2 separate regions of the Homo sapiens genome follow, and region 1 is linked to region 2. The links are chromatin loops, found by intact Hi-C in ENCODE. Cell type or tissue: Caco-2. All regions are shown on one strand. Each heading gives the region's core, and the rest is flanking DNA. Links, peaks and the distances in the headings are about the cores only.

Region 1 (10,366 bases), core at 2,706-5,205, 66 kb after region 2:
GGAATTCAAGTCCAGCCTGGGCTGATAGTGAGACTCTGTCTCTTAAAATAAAATAAAATAAATTATAGGGTCTTTACTCTGGTTCTTTACTTTATACCTCTTTTTTATGCTAAAAATCTTGATCCCTAATAATATTCACAAAATTACATTAACTTATTTTCTTTATCTATATGTGTGTGTTTCAAAACAATATACCAATAATGGCTGGGCACGGTAGCTCACGCCTGTAATCCCAGCACTATGGGAGGCCAAGGTGGGTGGATCACCTGAGGTCAGGAGTTCAAGATCAGCCTGGCCAACATGGTGAAACCCCATCTCTACTAAAAATACAAAAACTAGCTGGGCACAATGGTGCACACCTGTAATCCCAGCTCCTTGGGAGGCCGAGGCAGGAGAATTGCTTGAACCCAGGAGGTGGAGGTTGCAGTGAGCCGAGACTGCGCCACTGCACTCCAGCCTGGGCGACAGAGACAGACTCCATCTCAAAAAATAATAATAAAACAAAACAATATACCAATATTATCACGAGCAGTGACATTACCAAATGCAATTTAATATTTCCTTGTGGTTCTTTTTGCCCTGATACATTTTAACCTTAGCTGAAGGATAATTTAATGGGACAAATCATTTTTCTACCAGCCTGACACCATTGTTCCTTAATTAGGAGTAAAGGGAGCTAAGTGCAAAAGCTCAAGTCATATCAATTTTTAGACCATTTCCCCTTCCAACTAGCATCCTGAGACAAAAACATAAGGTCTGGATGAAGAAGTGTCCAGAGAATGGATATAAACACAGGAGAAACAAATCACCCTACTGAGTAACACGGGGTCAGTGAACTGAAAGAATAAGAGGCCAGGAAAGAAATCATGAGCATAATTCTCATTAAACAGGCACGGTAAGTCAGAGCTGACAGGCAGCTGCAAATTTTCTCAGCAGGAGCTATAGTGAAATGCTGCTTAGCAACACCCGAAGGCAGATGACAATGACGACCATACAAAGAGCTGGAGAATCAGATTTAAGCGTGACAATCATGCCATCTTACAACTGCCTATTGACCAACCAAGCTACAACTAATTCTGGTTAAGTGGTAAAATCTGGCAACTGTACTGCCTTTGCTTTATTACTTTTATTTCCTATCTTTTTTAAAGGTGGGAAAAATAATGTCTGAGCCAATACAATTCAGACACTGACTCGCATAGTGATACTCCTCTAAAAGCATTTTTTAAAACATCTTAAAACTTAAGAGAATGTTGTGGAGATAAGCTGTGAGTTACAGGACCCATAATGAAATTCAAGGTGATCTCATTATTATTAGTGATTTCTTCAAGTTGAGTGTATAATCATTTTCAAGTTTTGATACACCTTAGATCATCCATGGAGCTTGAGTAGGACGAAGATGCCCGGGCTCTAATGCAGACATGCTGAATCAGAATCTCTAAACGTGGGCTGGCTATCAATATATTGAAAAAGATCCCAGATAACTTGTTTTGCACCCAAAGTTGAAAACTACTATAACATAATATATAAACATTTAAGACAAAATTTTACTTGCATGAGAATCACCTCGGGAGCTTGTTAAACGTGTGGAGTCTCAGGACACTGGAACGTTTTGGATTCAGTGGCCTGGTGTGGGCTGTGTAGTTTCCATATTTAACCAGCATTCCAGGAAACACCTCATGATCCAGGTGTCATCAAATCACACTCTCAGCAACATTTTTAAACTTTATTTTTTGGAAAGAAAAAAAGGCTGCGGTCCAGAATGTGGCAACTACTGACCTGAGTGACGTTTGTGAATATCTGCTCAGACATTCTCTCGCACAGAACAGCCATCAGCTGCAGGACAAGCAGCTTCCGCTCTTGGCCTTCCACAAGAAGAGTCTGATGTTGCTCTAATTCCAAGAGGCTCTTGCTGGAGAAGGGCTCAGTTTTTAACTCTGTTTCATTTTCCGAGGCCACATGAGTCAACTCCTACAAGCATGGCAGGAAAGAAAAAGTGAAGATAAAGCCAGTACAACTAAGGCCTTCTCAAACATAAGCAGAAAACTCTGTTTGAACTGCATGTTTAAATAAATAGTCTGTGTTTGTTGCAACATTATTTATAATAGCCAAAACTTGGAGACAAGCTAAATGTCCAGCAATAAGAAAAAATTATGATGTATTTATTGTATCACAGCAGTTAAAATAAATGAATTAGATTTATATGGGTATCAATATAGATAGATCTCAAAAACACTACTGAGTGAAAAATCTAAGTTGCAGAATAATATGTACAGTATGATACCATGTATATAAAAATCTAAAATCTCATAATAAAACACACACACACAAAGAAATGGTTTGACAAGCTTTCTGCTTTGTGGGTATTTTTATGATTTCTACTAGTAGCCTTCCTTGAACTGAGACCTCAGATCACCTCACATTCTCAAACCCCTTTTGGAGACCATGAGATGCCTCCAGCACTACAGCTCTTTTCCTCTAAGATACTTAGAACTAACTTCTAAGAAATCATGTATTACTGTGGGTTTTGTAGGCTATTCACCTACCCTTTTTGGCTCACTGAAACCTCTGCCTCCTGGGCTCAAGTGATCCTCTCACCTTAGCCTCCCAAGTAGCTGGGACTACAGGCACAAGCCACCATGCCAGGCTGATTTTTTTTTTGTATTTTTGGTAGAGATGGGGTTTCGCCATGTTGCCCAGGCTGGTCTCAAATGCCTGAGCTCAGGTGATCCACCTGGCTCGGCCTCCCAAAGTGCTGGGATTACAGGCGTGAGCCACCTTTTTTTAAGTATACAATTAAGAGCACATCCCCTTGGAACGTGATTTAGAAAGAGTATTGCTGGGCACGGGGACGGGTGTGAACATGGGAGGTAAGAAAGCATCAAAAAGTGGTGTCCCCTATTTCAAGTTCTCGAAATGTTAGCCCTGATTCCCTCCTTGAATTCTCCCATACCCACAGAAACCTTAAACTCTCTTAGAGTTCTTTTAGAGTAGACACTTTACTTAGGGGAAGAAGTTGAGAAAGCAGAGCTGGAGGTCACTGGCTTATGATGTCATACAGTGCAACAAGGAGTAACATTATGGGGTACAAGTTACTCTCAGAGAACAGAAGAAAAGCAAGCAAAGCACAACCACTGGCACTAAGAAACAAACCCGGAAAAGGCTTCAAGTGCCTGCAAAATGAAATGAAGGAGGCAGAATTGCTAAATCTCCTTTGCAAATACCTGACAAAACAACAGTCAGAAAGGATAAGGGATTACTCTATAGCTGTAAAACCTGCTATTAACTTCAAAAGAGTTCTTACTGTCAACACAGAGCAAAGATTAACCCTTTCATGGATCGAGGGTTTTGCTTTGTTCATCTCTAAACTGTCAGTGCCGATTACTTGGAGAAGTAGTAGATAACATGAGTACTAGTGAAGAGAAGTTTCTTCCTTTTACCAATCCAAAGGCTACTAAAAAATAAATTCCTTTATGTCCTCTGACCATTTTCCTTAAATTAGGGCCTACATTTTAGGACCTAAAATTATAAATGCTTTGAAAATTCTAAGGGTTTCCTGGAACTCCCCTGGAACAACACTGACCAGGAACTACAGGTAGTTCTTACTTTCAAACAGAAGATGAAGAAGTCTCCTGCCAAACCGCATTCCTGGCAGTGGGACAGCAAGTCCCCGAGATGCTCCACCCGGCCCTGCTCAGAGGATACCTTCTGGTACAGGGCTTCATCTTCATCTTCATCACTGCAATGCAGGGTAAAATTTATCTTGGTAGTGTCACCAGAGATACACATAATTTTAAACCCCATAACAATCTTCTAAAGTAACATGTTATGTCCAAACAGTTAACCATTAAAAAGATCCCCCAAATTTATTTAACTTATTTTATTGTTTCTCCATTCTGAAAAAAGTATTGATTATCAGAAACTAGGCTGTTATGGGCCAGGCGCGGTGGCTCACGCCTGTAATCGCAGCACTTCGGGAGGCCAAGGCGGGAGGATAATGAGGTCAGGAGACAAAAACCATCCTGGCTAACACAATGAAGCCCTATCTCTACTAAAAATACAAAAAAAAAAAAAAAAAAAAATCAAGGTCTGGGTGAGGTGGCTCACACCTGTAATCCCAGCACTTTGGGAAGCCGAGGCGGGTGGATCACCTGAGGTCAGGAGTTTGAGACTAGCCTGGCCAACATGGTGAAACCCCGTCTCTACTAAAAAATACAAAAATTAGCTGGGCGTAGTGGCTCATGCCTATAATCCCAGCTACTTGGGAGGCTAAGGCAGGAGAATCGCTTGAACCCAGGAGGCGGAGGGTGCAGTGAGCCGAGATTGTGCCATTGCACTCCAGCCTGGGTAACAAGAGTGAAATTCTGTCTCAAAAAAAAAAAAAAAAAAGAAGAAGAAACTAGGCGGTTATGTCCTGCATGGTCATGAAGATGGATATTAGCTGGGCACAGTGGTGCACACCTGTAGTGCACTAGGAGGCTGAGGCAGGGAGACTGCTTGAGCCCAGGAGTTTGAGGTTGTAGTACATTATGGTCACAACTATGAATAGCCACTGAACTCAAGTAACATAGACAACATGGCAAGATCTCATTTCTACAAAAAAAAAAAAGATGGATGTTGGAGAATTACTATTACTTCTGCAAAAGCAAGGAGGAATTAAAGTATAAGTCATATGCAGATATTCTGGGTCCTGAGGAAAAACAAAGAAAGAGAAGGCTGCAAAGTAAGGCTAGATCACAGAAGGCCTTGGATGTCATTCAAAGGAACTTTGACTTTTTTCTGATGAGCCACTGAAGGGTTATGGGCAGCAGAAAAAGATGTGATCATCATGGGAGGACATGCAGTCTCAACTGAAAGGAACCAATTAGCCGAGATAAGAAAATGCATAAAGGTTCAGAAAAATGAGTAGGTTGAACATGATTACCAAGTTATAAAATCTGGCTAAATCAGTGCTATGGTTACTGCGAAAATTTCTATAATTATTTATTTATTTATTTATTTGAGATAGAATCTCGCTCCTGTTGCCCAGGCTGGAATGCAATGGCGCGATCTTGGCTCACTGCAACCTCCGCCTCCTGGGTTCAAGCGATTCTCCTGCCTCAGCCTCCTGAGTAGCTGGGATTACAGGCGCCCACCACCATGCCCAGCTAATTTTTTGTATTTTTAGTAGAGACAGGGTTTCACTATGTTGGCCAGGCTGGTCTCGAACTTCTGACCTCGTGATCTGCCCACCTCGGCCTCCCAAAGTGCTGGCATTACAGGTGAGCCACTGTGCTCGGCCATTTTTTGTTTTGTTCTTTTTTAATTTTTGAGACAGGGTCTCACTCATTGCCTAGGCTGGAGTGCAGTGGTGCGATCGTGGCTCACTGCAGCCTCAACCTCCCAGTCTGAGGCAATCCTCCCACTTCAGCCTCCTAAGTAGCTGGGACTACAGAGGGGCACCATCACAACCAACTAATTTTTGTATTTTTTTGTAGAAACCGGGTTTTGCCACATTGCCCAGGCTGGGCAAGAAATTTTTGTACTTTCCCATGAGGTACTATGGCTTTTAGTTTTTAATTATTCTGACAAGAGACAAAGATACTATGTATACATATATATACACCTGTGTGTGTACTTACTATTTTTTTAACTTTTTTTTTTTTTTGAGACAGAGTTTCGCTCGTCACCTAGGCTGGAGTGCAATGGCGCAATCTCGGCTCACTGCAACCTCCACCTCCTGGGTTCAAGTGATTCTCCTGCCTCAGCCTCCTGAGTAGCTGGGATTACAGGTGCCCGCCACCACGCCTGGCTAATTTTTGTATTTTTAGTAGAGACAGGGTTTCACCATGTTGGCCAGGCTGGTCTCAAACTCCTGACCTCGTGATCCACCCACCTCAGCCTCTTCCAAAGTGCTGTGATTACAGGCGTGAGCCACTGCGCCCAGCCCCAATTTTATTTTATTTTTTTTTGAGACACAGTTCCACTCTTGTTGCCCAGACTGGAGTGCAATGGCACAATCTCGGCCCACCGCAACCTCTGCCTCCCAGGTTCAAGCAATTCTCCTGCCTCAGCCTCCCAAGTAGCTGGGAATACAGGCATGCGCCACCATGCCACCACGCCCGGCTAATTTTGTATTTTTAGTAGAGACGGGGTTTCTCCATGTTGGTCAGGCTGGTCTCAAACTCTTGACCTCAGGTGATCCGCCCGTCTCGGCCTCCCAAAATGCTGGGATTACAGGCATGAGCCACTGCGCCTGGCCTTTTTTAAGAAATGGAGTCTCGCTATGTTGCCCAGGCTGGTCTTGAACTCCTGGCCTCAAGCAATCCTCACACCTTGGCCTTCCAAAGTGCTGGGATTACCAGTATGAACCACCATACCCAGCTCAAGATACTATATTATTATACCATATTATCATATAAACAAATACAAAGGCATTGAAGATGCACTAAAAAGCAAAACACTAAAATAATGTGAACAGAAAATAAGATACTAGTTGACTTTTGTTTTCCTCTTTATGTGTTTTTTGTATTGTACAAAGAATATGTGTTATTTCAGTGACCAATGACATAAAATTTTTTCAGACTAAGTTGAGAAAAAAAAGATAGATGTTTCTTCATCTCATTGAAAAGTACAATTACTAATTTGGCAGCCCATCTCATCAGGCAGTATGTCTCAATGTGCCAGTTCACTAAGAACATGGACTTCATATTCCTCTAATAGAATGAATAACCTACATATTTAGCTTAGGATATTTCCTGTATTATCCCAGAATCTTCCAGAGTCCTTCAGATCAGTCATGTTTTCTCCACAACATTCTATGTTAAAGGAAAAGCCAAAATGGATAAACGTCCCTTCTAAGCTTCTGTGAGCCATTTTAATTGTGAAAATGAAGTACTGTATTCAAATACTCCTAAAACAACACGACGTTAGCCTGGCATGGTGGCGCGCACCTGTAGTCCCAGCTACTTGGCAGGCTGAGACAAGAGAATTGCTTGAACCCAGGAGGCAGAGGTTGCAGTGAGCCAAGATCATGCCATTGCACTCCAGTCTGAGCGACAGAGCAACACTCAGCACCAAAAAACAAAACAAAACAAAACAAAAACACATGACAATTATCTTAAGAAGCACTACTTTAGTCACGCTTTAAAATTCAACAATAAAGAGTAAATTCCAAACAATTATATTTAATTCCAGAAAAGTAAAAACTCTGGATCTAAAGATATAAAATCCAAGCTGCTCTTATAGAGTTTCTTTAAATAAACTTCTTTTTTTTTTTTTGAGACAGAGTCTCACTCTGTCACCTAGGCTGAAGTGCAGTGGCGCAATCTTGGCTTACTGCAACCTTCATCTCCTGGGTTCGAGTGACAGTCCTGCCTCAGCCTCCTGAGTAGCTGTGACTACAGGCGCCAGCCACCACAACCGGCTAATTTTTATATTTTTAGTAGAGATGGGGTTTCACCATGTTGGCCAGGCTGGTCTTGAACTCCTGACCTCAAGTGATCTACCCACCTCGGCCTCCCAAAGTGCTGGGATTACAGGTGTGAGCCACCACGCCTGGTCCTTCTTTTTTTTTTTTTTTTTTTTGAGATGGTCTCGCCCTGTTGCCCAGGCTGGAGTGCAGTGGTACGATCCCAGCTCACTGTAACTTCCACCTCCTGATTCAAGCAATTCTTTTGCCTCAGCCTCACAAGTAGCTAGGCCTACAGGCATGCACTACCATGCCTGGCTAATTTTTGTATTTTTAATAGAGATGGGGTTTCACCATGTTGGCCAGGCTGGTCTCAAACTCCTAACCTCAGGTGATCCACCCGCCTCAGCCTCCTAAAGTGCTGGGATTACAGGTGTGAGCCACCGTGCCTGGCCAAAAACATCTTCTTGATAACTGTTGCTGGGCAGAATAGCAGCTTGCGTTTGTACTGATAATTCTGTTTGCAATCTATGTGTTTTTCTATTTTCCTCAAGTCCATCAAACTGAAGGGGTGTTTTACAACTTTACCAAGTTAACCATGAATATATAATTATATTTCAACACTTCAACAAACAGCAGCACTTTGAATGTGATGTGAAATCCAAACAGGATAGCAGTCACCCATGAATGTTACATGGACTATGACCAACAGGAATTTACGTTCTGAGGTAATAACATTAGATCATCCAGAAAGTGGAAATAATTTAAAATATGCAATTGTGAGATGCTGGAGAAATAAATGATCCATTCCACTAATATTTATTAAGCACTTTCTAATCAATCCCTATGAGAAACAAATTTCCATCATAAAATTACCATAAAAGATAGCTATTAGACAATTTCCCTCAGGAATAAGTCTGACTATAAACACACACATATACCATTTTGAGAGTCAGAAAGATAATTGGATTATTATGGTGTTAAGGGTGAACATGTGTCTGCCCTTTACTCTGATTAACTGGCAAAGATGGTGGAGTAAGTGGGCTTGTTGTGATGCAGAGCTGTGAGGCTCCAGTAAATTGCACCAACTATTAGCAGGCATCTTAGGAAAAAACCTGGAGGATTATTTAAGGCTCACGTTTCATTTAGAGAATATAAATAGCAGGCACCTGAGCCACTTGAGTTTCTGGTTTCTTTTCTATCAGCGCCCCTTAGTGGTTGAATCACTGAATGGCCTTTTGGGCGGAACTAAATCTGAAGAGAACAGTAACGGATGGGTGGACTCACCTAATGGCCTCTTTGATGGTAATCATAATGCCACCTTGAGTGGCAACTCTAAACTGACACAGAGAATGGAGAGAGGGCACAGCTTTGTCCAACCCTGCAAATCCTTTCAGGCTGGCAATTGCCTTCTTCCTTTCCAGCTTCCCCAGAATCCATAATAAGATTTCTTGGCAAAGTGACCTGGCAGAAAAAGCAGTTATGAATGAGCTTGTCATCTTACTCCATGCATCTAACAAGCTAACATAAAAAAAGAAAGAAAGGCTGTCAGGTTCCACTGCATTTTAAATGCTGGCACAATCTCCTAGTACTACTGAAATGCAGGAATGGAAAGTATGCTTCTTGTGAATTTCAGAATGCAAATATCCTGAAATTCAATGAGTGACTGACTAATCCTTGGCTCTGGCAGCAACCCTGATTTGCCACATGAGCCCCACGTGATTTTTTTTTTTTTTTTTTTTGGTAATTCCAAGTGTACTACTGCCTTTGCATCAGGCACTGTCAAAGAAAGTATACACGGATAAAAATCATCTACTCTCAGCAAGACCAACAGCTGGAGACCAAGAAACAGCATACCAACAAAATATTGCTGATTCCTCAACCCCTTTCATCTGTGCCAATCAACTAGAAGAGGAACTAAATCATCGTTCACATGTTCCTTGTCAGTCTCTGATGAGAACATGACAGTGCTGTGAGGACTTGAGTTTTAAAACAAAAACAAGAGGCCAGGTGCGGTGGCTCACGCCTGTAATCCCAGCATTTTGTGAGGCTGAGGTGGGTGGATCACCTGAGGTCAGGAGTTCGAGACCAGGCTGGCCACATGGTGAAACACTGTCTCTACTAAAACTACAAAAATTAGCCGGGCATGGTGGAAGGTGCCTATAAGCCCAGCTACCCAGGAGGCTGAGGCAGGAGAATCGCCTGAACTCAGGAGGCAGAGGTTGCAGTGAGCCGAGATCGCACCACTGCACCCCAGTCTGGGCAACAGAGCGAGACTCCGTCTCAAAAAAAACAAAAACAAGAGTTATTTTGTGGACTGTCCCTTGAAACCAAGTTCACAGATGTACAGCCTCCCTCTTCCAATGCATTCTCTCTTGTCGTTGCCATTGCAGCTGTGGGATACAAGGATGTGCTGACTCAAGCTGAAGAGCCAGGGGAACTATGTAAGCTTTGAATAGTACAAAAGATGGTGTTTTCCTTCACCACTTAGCAATGGTGATAATGATAGCTACCATTTATTGAGCTTACTATTTGCCGGGGACTGTACTAAACACATTAATGCATATTTAGTCTTCACAATAACTCTGTGAAGAAGGTACTATTATTGCATATTGGATTACATGTGAGGATCTCCAAACACCAAAAATCGTAATTCTATAGGACTTGAGATAAGATAACTCTTACCTGGAGGAAGAAACAACATAAATTACTGTGAAAATAGAGCTGATACAAAATGAATCCTACTTAAATTCTACGACAAAGGAGTATTTTCTGGATGACTAAGAAATCCCTTCTATCTAAACAACACACTGCATCACCAACACCAAATCCTAGGCTAAATTACAAAGTGCCACATTCAGATCTAGATTTCCCAAATGTGTTTTCTAACTCCCCACAAGGTCATTATGATCCATCCCCTATTTCCTTCTTCCTAGACATGTAATTGCAGTATTTCTCACTGATCGAAAAGTGGCATGT
Region 2 (10,366 bases), core at 5,076-7,575:
CCAGGGGGTCGGGATCAGCCTGGGGAACACAGCGAGACCCCCATCTCTATAAAAAATTTAATAAATAGCCAGGTATGGTGGCGCACACCTGTGGTCCTAGCTACTTGGGAAGCTGAGGGAGGCAGATCAGACTGACAGGCCAAGGATGCAGTAAGCCATGATCGCACCACTGCATTCCAGCCTGGGCAACAGAACGAGACCCTGTCTCAAAAAAAAAAAAAAAAATCATATACTTTATATACTTTACTGTATATATGTATTACCTCAATTTTTTTTTAATGGAAAGAAAAAAAGCTCCTGCTGATTTTGCACTATGATCTAGTGGCAGGAAGACAAGTAGGTGTGGCTAGGGAACTAGCATGATGTGGAGAGGTAACATAGTGTACTGCACCCTGCTCCCACGGGTGGGCCGCATTCTCCCACCAACTCCCACCACTGCAGAGAAGAGGTAGGGGTGGGGAGAGAGCAAGGCCTAGGCTGAGGGAACTAGGGGACTTATTAGAGAAGCTTTACCAAGTGGCTATTCACAGCATTTCCACAACACTAGAAAACAAAGAATATTGGCTATGTTGTCAAATTGGGCTTTAATGTTATTCAAAGGATTTCAACACACCACTTCATCTATGCACCAGGACAAGTTGATGATGTGAAACAGAAACTAGCAGTTAAAGCTAAGGCTATGTTTACAGTTGGACACTCTGAAGAGTAGGCTACAGAAAGAAGGGAACTTTGAGAATTAGTGGAATTTGCTTTGAAATGCCAGAAGGCTGTTTTGGAAATTGGGCTAATTATAAGACTATGTAAGGAGGAGTAAGGCCTCACCTCAACTCTATCCAGCCTTTCATCCCCACCTCCACTTTCACCCCAGGAAATGATTTGGACTGGCCAATGGGGACTCTGAAATATGTACTTTTAGTGTTTATCATCCCAAAGGTAGCGGTCTACCAGAGAAAATACATGTTACGTTGATGTTGTCTATGTATGGTTTATATTCTTCTCAGCTCTGATAATCCCAGTGGTACACCCTTCACACCTACTATGAGAGAATGATTTATTATAATGGTGTACTTGTCTGGCATGTTTTAGATCCAAATTCAGAACTAAGGCAAATATAGAAAGTTCATCTTTCTTCTTAGAAAAAAATGTATTTTTAAATTTCACTCTCAGCTGGGTGCAGTGGCTCACACCTGTAATTCAAGCACTGTGGGAGGCCAAGGCAGGCGGATCACCTGAGGTCAGGAGTTCGAGACCGGCCTGTCCAACATGGTGAAACCCTGTCTCTACTAAAAATACAAAAATTAGCCGGGCGTGGTGGTGTGGGCCTGTGGTCCCAGCTACTCGGGAGGCTGAGGCAGGAGAATCGCTTGAACCCAGGAGGCAGAGGCTGCAGTGAGCTAAGATGGCACCACTGGACTCCAGTCTGGGTGACTCCATCTCTTTTTTTTTTTGAGACGGAATCTGGCTCTGTTGCCAGGCTGGCGTTGCAGTGGTGAAATCCCAGCTCACTGCAACCTCTGCCTCCCGGGTTCAAGAGATTCTCCTGCCTCAGCCTCCTGAGTAGCTGGGACTACAAGCACGTGCCACCACGCCCAGCTAATTTTGTATTTTTAGTAGAGACAGGGTTTCACCATGTTGGCCAGGATGGTCTCGATCTCTTGATCGTCGTCTCGGTCTCATGATCCGCCCGCCTTGGCCTCCCAAAGTGCTGGGATTACAGGCGTGAGCCACCACGCCTGGCTAAGACTCCATCTCAAAAAAACAAAAAAAATTAAATAAATAAATAAATAAATTTCACTCTCTGTGACATGAATCCATTGGTCAGAAAAGAAAAAAAAAAACAAAAACAAAATAAATTTCACTCTCAAGTAATTCTCCTTTCACTGATACAAGGATTTAAGTGGTTGGAGACCTAGGTTCTATCATCCTTAGCCAGAACAGTCACCTAGAAATTAGGAAAATTAAGGGCTATGTCCATACAAACAGTGCATGGCTATATGGAATTTCTATAAATCCTCTGAAGTGCTGATGAAGGAGGGATTCAGTGTGATCTCCTGATGCAAGTGGCAAAAAGATACCCCACCTCCACTTTGTTCTCCAAAATCTTCCCCTACCAGATAAAGAGTAAAATTTACAAGTTTTACTATAGCTCACAGACAAATTGCCCAAGCTGAAGTTAAGATTATATCTTCTTTTTCTGCCTTAGATAATAGGCTAGTGAGTATATAATGGAATTACTAAAAAGCCAAGGACAAATACAGCAGTACCTAAGAAGTGCTGATATAACTTAAAGAATAAAAGAAGTGTGGCACTGTTATTAAGCCAAATATTAACCACCAACAGCTATACTTTATAACACAATCTGATATAGGCCATGCATGACAAGAACACAGCCCTAAAACGGAACCTCATTCTCAAAATTCAATATGGCCGCTAGCTGGCTCAAATGGATACTGTACACCACTGGCTCTCACCTGTATGATTGATTTGCCTTATTTTAAGGCTTCTAGTGATATTCAGTGTGACAGCTAATGGTTAAGTCTATGGAGCACAGGTTAAATAAATGAATCTTCTCTCAATTCTATGTTATATAGCCCAGTATAAAAATATTCAAAGTGTACTTGCTGGCTTATGGAGAAATTCATCTTAATTTAACCTCTCTCTTCAGAATGAACTATTGTTTTCTTTGTCCTTGTTCCCTAGGGTCCCACCTCCTAGCTTCATATGAGCACTCAATAAACAGCAAAAAATATTTGTTTTCCTTCATTTTTAATCTTTAAAAAATGTTTAAATCTTTTTTGCGTAGGCAAAAATAAAATTTTACTGAGCCCTTATTGTATGCCAAATAACACTGTAAGAATCACCTTATTTAATCTTTACAACAGACCTATGAGTTAAGTGTTATTAATATCCTCATTCTGGCTGGGTGCAGCGGCTCATGCCTGTAATCTCAGCACTTTGTGAAGCCAAGGTGGGAAGACTGCTTGAGGCCAGGAGTTCAAGACCAGGCTGGGCAACATGGTAAAACCCCATCTCTACAAAAATACAAAAATTAGCCAGGTGTGGTGGCATGTACCTCTAGTCCCAGCTATTCAAGAGGCTGAAGTAGAAGGATACCTTGAGCGTAAGAGGTCAAGGCTGCAGTGAGCCATGACCGTGCCAATGAACTCCAATGTGGGCAACAGAGGGAGACACTGTTGCAAAAATAACAACAACAACAACAAAAACCAAACCCATAATATCATCATTTCACACATTAGAACACTCAGGCACCCAAGGTTAAGAAACATTCCCCTCAGCTGGGCACGATGGCGCACACCTGTAATCCCAGCACTTTGGGAGGCAGAGACAGGAGGATTGCTTGAGCCCAGGAGTTTGAGACCAGCCTGGGCAACATAGTGAGACCTTGCCTCTACAAAAAATAGAAAATTAACTGGGCATGGTGGCATATGCCTGTAGTCCCAGCTATGTGGGAGGCTGAGGAGGGAGGATAACTTGAGTCCAGGAGGTTCAGGCTGCAGTAAGCCATGAATGCACCACTGCTCTCCAGCCTGGGTGACTGAGTAAGACCCTGTCTTGAAAAAAACAAAAAAAAAAGAAAAGAAAGAAACATTTCCCTGATCACACAGCCAATAAGATGCAGAATGGCTCATGCTTATAATCCCAGCACTTTGGGAGGCTGAGGTGGGAGGATTGCTTGAGTCCACGAGTTTGAGACTAGCCTGAAAACATAGTGAGACCCCAACTCTACCATGAAAAAAAAAAAAGCGCGGCAGTTCAGGATTTGAAGTGAGGCAGTGTAAGTCTAGAGCCTATCCCTTAACTACTATTGTCAGCTTATACAGCCTAGAGTAACTTCCTTCAAGTTGGTGGTTCAGTTCTCAGCACTATCACTTACCAGCTGAATGAGTCTTGGACAAATTGCTGAAAATGTTTGAGCTACAGTTTCTTCATCTGTAAAACAGGTTTAGTAACAGCCTGTTTACAAGATTTGTTGGGGAATTAGATGAGATTATATATATGGACAACCTGGCATGCAGTAGACATTCAGCAAGAGTCAGCACTCTTCCTTCCCTGCTTGACATTCCTATTCTTTATTTCTGAGTCTCGCTCTATTGCCCAGGCTGGAGTGCAGTGGTACAATCATTGCTCACTGCAGCCTCGACCTCCCAGGCTCAGGTGATCCTCCCACCTCAGCCTCCTGAGTAGCTGGGACTACAGGTGTGTGCCACCAATCCTGGCTAATTTTTGGTAGAGATGGGGTTTTGCCATGTTACCCAGGCTGGACTTGAACTCCTGCCAGGCCTAAAGTGATCCTCCCAAAGCGCTGAGATTACAGGTGTGAGCCATGGTGCCCAGCTGACATTCCTCTTCTTTTTGTGCTTGCTGCTGCTCAAGTGTGAGACTTCTAATTCCAGCTCCATTGAAAATCAGGGCCCAACACAGCTCCCAGGGAAGGAGACTAAGCAGTTTTTTTTGTTGTTGTTATTTTTGAGATGGAATCTCATTTTGTCGCCCAGGCTGGAGCACAGTGGCGCGATCTCGACTCACCACAACCTCTGCCTCCCAGGTTCAAGCGATTCTCCTGACTTAACCTCCCGAGTAGTGGGATTACAGGCGTACACCACCACGCCCAGCTAATTTTTGTATTTTTAGTAGAGACAGGGTTTCACCATGTGGACCAGGCTGGTCTTGAACTCCTGACCTCAGGTGATCCACCTGCCTCGGCCTCCCAAAGTGCTGGGATTACAGGCAGGAGCCACCGCACCTGGCGAGAGACTAAGCAGGTTTAAGAAAAAGGACATTGTTGCTTTCAGTCTCATAGTAGACATCGGAATATTTCCTAAATTCCTAAATGGGTACATCCCAGCCCTCAAACTACCCTCACCACACTAGTGTAACAAGCCCCCAGGTACACACATTTTGGTTTCAAAGTCACACTGATCCTCCACCCTTTTCCAGGTGGATGGAACAAGAAAACTCACCTAATGCCCTGACGATTCGCATAAGGACTTCCCCGACTTTCATTCTGGTCTCTGGTGTGTGCTTGTCTTTGCTGCTGTCATATTGAGCCAACAAGTCCGGCAAGATTTTCTCAGGATAGACGTCTGACAGCAGGGCAACCCCTGGGGTTGAAAACAAAAAGAAAGGATTCATTACTGTTTACGATCAAAAGGCAAATAAACCAGTCACCCTGTGATGGGATGAACGCAGAGATGCTGAAAACCATCTCTAAAGCTCTCCCAGCAAGGGCTGCCTATTGTTTGGAGAGTCAGCATAGTGAGTGGAACGAAGATGGGCCTGGTAGTTGAGACTCCTGTGTTTGTCTAGTCCCAGCCTGATACGATCTCTAAGGTCACTCCCAGCACTGACGTTCTATGATCCAGGCAATGCCTCCTGCCTTTGCTGCAGTTCTCCATTCCTGTATAATTTCCCTCTGTGGAACTGCCAGTGATGGGAGCAGTTTCCACAAGGAAACATTTTCAGAGCATCCTGGACATGATCAATATTAGATCTAAGCTCATGGCTGAGTTTCCTAATCAACAGAAATAGGGAAGACCCTGACCCTGAGTCCCCCCTTCGTAGGACTTGCTGATCCTCTCTCCTATCCACAGCAGCGCCTTCTAAATGTGTAGCCTGGAACAGTGTTATCATAATCTGAGCCCAGCCCCATACTCAGCAACCTTTTTAGGGGTGGCAGGGAGGTGAGAGATGACCAGACAGATCCAGAACAAAACCCCTGGTTGGCCTCAAAACTATATAACTACAAATTCTACCATTCATGTCTATACTGTTGTTTATTCCTATTTTCTCTCATTAGTCTTTAGCAGAGAACAGGAAAAAGATTACACACTATAAAGAACAGTGACGAAAAAGAAAAAAAGTAAAGAAGGAATAAGTAGAAATAGGGGTTCCAGGATGAGAACCCACTTCTACCCCAAGCACCCTGGCCCATCAACTCTGCTTTGGGTTTCTCCAATAATCCCCTCATTGGTCTCCCTGCTTCTACCTTTTTCATCCATTGCAGATGGAGCTATTTGGTTTGAATCATAAGTCTGGCCCCTTCATGCTTCTGCCCAGACCCCTCAGTGGTTTCCCTTCTTCCCTGAATATGAGCAGTCCCCATCCCCCGCCTTCCTTTGTTCTCTCTCTGATCTCATCTTTTAACACTCTCCCTTGCTTCCTGGCCTCCTTGCTATTCTCCAGTAGGCCAAGTGATCCTGGCTCGGAGGAGTCGGCCTCACTTCCCCTCTGCATCTGCTGCTGCTCCTCCTGGTGGCCTCACAGCTTGCTCCCAAACCCTATCATGTCTCTGCTCACAGATCACATTTGTCACATATAAAACGGCACCCTCCTTCCCCTGCCACTCTTTACTCCTCTCACCCTGCTTCATTTGTCTTAGCACTTAATATCACCTGACAGGTTGTGTATTTCCTTATTGTCTGCTCTCCTCCTTGGAATGTGAACTCTATAATAAAGTCAAGGATTTTCTTTTGTTCCCTGCTGTATCCCCAATGCCTAGAAGAGTCCTAGCACATGTCAGGTGCTCAGTAACTACCTGCTAAATGAATGAATGGATGAATGGATGGATGAGTAAACAGGATTCAAATATACAGTCCTGATATAAATTTCAGGAATTAAGAAAGAGAGGATGGGGAAGAAGTAATATAAATGCTTGAGAAATCTATACTTATTTTTCATCTAAATTTACCATTCTCGTGTTTAAACTGACAGCCTTGCAGGCAAAGTCTACGTGCAGTTTTTTATGTTATAGGTTGTGATTCCATTCTCTTCTAAATCACATCCACACTCTTCACTGGCCTTATCCGCCGCATCTGCTGAGCTGTGAAGGCGGAGCACCTGCTGAGGGCTGCACCTGTCTGCCCATCCTCCTTTCTGCCCTCCCCACCCCCATCTTTTCTTGCTTCCAAAGAGCCTGGGAAATCTCTGCATGTGGTCCTAAGCCTGCACCTCTGCATGTGGTCCTAAACCACACCTCCAATCCAGAGTCCATCTTAGGACTTCAGTCCTAAGATGGGCTCTAATCTTATGCAAGCAGAAGCTCTGCTCTTAAGAGAGATTCAGGCTGTGGCACAACACTGTTGCCAAAATGTGACACTGTAGTTGTAGTTCACTCTATTATATAAAATGATGAAGAAGTCCTTGGAGGTTCAACACGGAGTTATGGAATATTGTAGCATAGAAAAAAATGTCTGCATCGGCTGGGCGCAGTGGCTCACGCGTGTAATCCCAACATTTTGGGAGGCCGAGGTGGGTGGATCACTTGAGGTCAGGAGTTCAAGATCAGTCTGGCCAACATGGTGAAACCCCGTCTCTACTAAAAATACAAAAAGTTAGCTGGGCGTGGTATCGGGCACCTGTAATCCCAGTTACTCAGGAGGCTGAGGCAGGAGAATCGCTTGAACCCCAGAGGAAGAGGCTGCAGTGAGCCGAGATCACACCATTGCACTCCAGCCTAGGCAACAATAGTGAAACTCTGTCTCAAAAAAAAGAAAAAAAGAAAAAAATGTCTGAGGCCTAAGGGTAAATGAATTGTTTGCTAAGAGAAAGAAGAGGGGGCTAGGTGCAGTGGCTCACACCTGTAATCCCAGCACTTTGGGAGGCTGAGGTGGGAGGATCACTTGAGGCCAGGAGTTTGAGACCAGTCTGGGCAACATAGGGAGACCCCATCTCTATAAAAATAATTTTAAAAAAATTAGCCAGGTGTGGTGATGTGTGCCTGTAGTCCTAGCTACTCGGAGGCCGAGGCAGGAGGATTGCTTGAGCCCACAAGTTCTAGGCCGCAGTAAGCTATGATTGCAGCATTGCACTCCAGCTGGGTGACAGTGAGGTCTCAAAAAAAGAAAAACAGAAATAGCCTCCAACTTCTAAAAGACCTCCACAACTGCAATTCTGGCAGGTGTTATATCACTGATATATTACAAGGCCTGGTATATATTACAGATTTGCAGCTATCATAACTTTCTTTTTTTTTTTTTTTTGAGATGGAGTCTCGCTCTGTCACCCAACTGGAGTGCAATGGCTTGATCTCGGCTCACTGCAACTTCCACCTCCCGGTTCAAGCAATTCTCCTGCCTCGGCCTCCCAGGTAGCTGGGATTACAGGTGCCTGCCACTATGCCTGGCTAATTTTTGTATTTTTGGTAGAGACGGGGTTTCACCGTGTTGGCCAGGCTGATCTCGAACTCCTGAGGTGATCCGCCCTCCTCGGCCTCCCAAAGTGCTGGGATTACAGGCGTGAGCCACTGCGCCCGGCCCATAGCTACTTTCTAAAATCAGAAGTTCTCAACTCAGAAAATCTGGTGGGTGTTTCCTTTTAGGAATGTAGTCATGACTTTGCAATGGAAAACAGTGGAAAAATGGGATTTGCTTTATAAAACTTTGATCTATTTCTAGCTTTTCTGAAACCTATTACTAAAGTCCCTCTTACTGTTGTTTAACATAGTCTTTTTTTTTTTTTTTTTTGAGACGAAGTTTTGTTCTTGTTGCCCAGGCTGGAGTACAATGGCGTGATCTCAGCTCACTGCAACCTCCATCTCCCGGGTTCAAGTGATTCTCCTGCCTCAGCCTCCTGAGTAGCTGGGATTACAGACATGTGCCACCATGCCCAGCTAATTTTATATTTTTAGTAGAGACAGGGTTTCTCCATGTTGGTCAGGCTGGTCTCAAACTCCTGACCTCAGGTGATCCACCTGCCTCGGCCTCCCAAAGTGCTGGGATTAAAGGCATGAGCCACCGTGCCGGGCCCTTACTGTTGTTTATTCCTATTTTCTCTCATTAGTCTTTAGCAGAGAACAGTCATTTACTTCTGTGAACATACTATCCTGGCCAAATGAGCTCTGGACTTCCTCTCTGTAGTGGGCAGACATGTGATTACACCTAGCATCTACTCTCTCTTCTGGTAACAACACCACCATGGTGTTCTTTTGGAGAAATATCCCTTTCTTACTCTCAGTCTGTGTGGTTTGAGTGGGCTAACTATACCCACTTTCTCCCCCTCCAGGTGTGAACTTGTATCCCAGGCTGGCCAGTTAGGATCTTCCATTCCATCCCCACCACCATGACTGGTTCAGGAACAGGGAATGAGATTCGATCCTGAAACCCACATTGACACTACTGGGAAAGATAAATTCCCCTCCCCACCACCCATTGAAGAGACTAATCTGGAGCTGCCAGTGGCCACCATGTGGAAAAAGCCCACACAAGAATGACACCAACACAGAGGGAGAGCCAGCCTGAGAGGGAGGGAGAAGAAGAAGAAGAGACCCGATGGCATCTTTTCAGCTCCGGGACCCAGGTGTACTCCACCCACTCGACTTTCTGGATAGAAAAGCCAATAAACACCCTCTAATGCTCATGCCAGTTGGACTGTTTTTCAATTAAAATAATCCTAACACACCCTTTTTCTGGTTAACAATGATTTTTCAGATTTTTTTTTTTTTTGCTTTTCCTATAATGCTAAACTTTAAACTCATTAGGGAGCTTTTAGTTCTCCCAATCTTCCATAAAAAGGTTCCCAAAGCAAAGCCCAGTTTCCTTGCTTCCCACAGTCCCAGATCTAATAGCAATTGTTTATCTTCCTGCTGGCCTGTTCCACAGACGGCTGCCAAATGGCTGGCTGTTTGAGTTTTACCTTCTAGGATACAGGTGCCACCTATGAGTTTATAAATCCCTGGAGAATAACAGCAGTTCCCCCTTTACCCACCAAGCAGTGAAGAGAGTCATACATGATGGTTAAGACTGTATAAAAATGAAAGGGATGAGATTTTGTGTGCTTGTTTTTATTTATTTCGAAAAAACTTTCTGTACTTAGACACTCTGTGGAAGCACGGCCATAACCTTCACATGACCATGGGCCCATCACACTTGATAATTCCTTTGTGACTTGAAAATGGGGTAATTTCTGGGTCAGCACAAGATTCAAGAAAACATCACACATCAATCCCTTTGGTAATGAGACCCAAAGGATTGTGTGAGAGAGACCTCTTTCTGCTCTGACCGTAGGAAACTAGCTATGCATTTTAGGATGTGGTGCAACAGATGAGATATAGAGAAGGTAAAAGTGAATCCAAACTGGGAAGAGTTCACAGACGCATTCTGAACTTTTTTTGGAGGCAGTGCGTAGAATATTGGTGAATTAACGTAACTAAAAAAATGTTAGGTGGCCAGGCGCGGTGGCTCATGCCTGTAATCCCAGCACTTTGGGAGGCCGAGGCGGGCGGATCACAAGGTCAGGAGATCGAGACCATCCTGGCTAACCCAGTGAAACCCCGTTTCTACTAAAAATACAAAAAATTAGCTGGGCGTGGTAGTGGGTGCCTGTAGTCCCAGCTACTCGGGAGGCTGAG

The links. Peaks named below come from ENCODE experiments on the same cell type or tissue, not always from the same donor. Only the 100,000 strongest peaks of a DNase experiment are listed, where the experiment ranks them.
Region 1: it touches region 2 in a loop (2.9-fold over the local background); 3 of 110 quality-filtered maps call a loop at or near these places.

The regions. Positions count from the first base shown.
Region 1 is chr16:68,900,813-68,911,178 of GRCh38, reverse strand. TANGO6 (transport and golgi organization 6 homolog) reads right to left here. Exons shown (of 18, transcript NM_024562.2): 9 at 8,675-8,851; 10 at 3,604-3,736; 11 at 1,777-1,968. Among named protein-coding and RNA genes, the nearest start is that of TANGO6, 62 kb to the right of the region's middle. In Caco-2, for the core only: no CTCF peak of the experiment used is centred there; a DNase peak (open chromatin) is centred at 3,658.
Region 2 is chr16:68,968,785-68,979,150 of GRCh38, reverse strand. It overlaps TANGO6 (transport and golgi organization 6 homolog), which reads right to left. Exons shown (of 18, transcript NM_024562.2): 15 at 4,983-5,123. Among named protein-coding and RNA genes, the nearest start is that of TANGO6, 130 kb to the right of the region's middle. RefSeq lists enhancers at 929-1,429, 6,144-6,644. In Caco-2, for the core only: a CTCF peak has its summit at 6,287 (motif pointing left); a DNase peak (open chromatin) is centred at 6,230.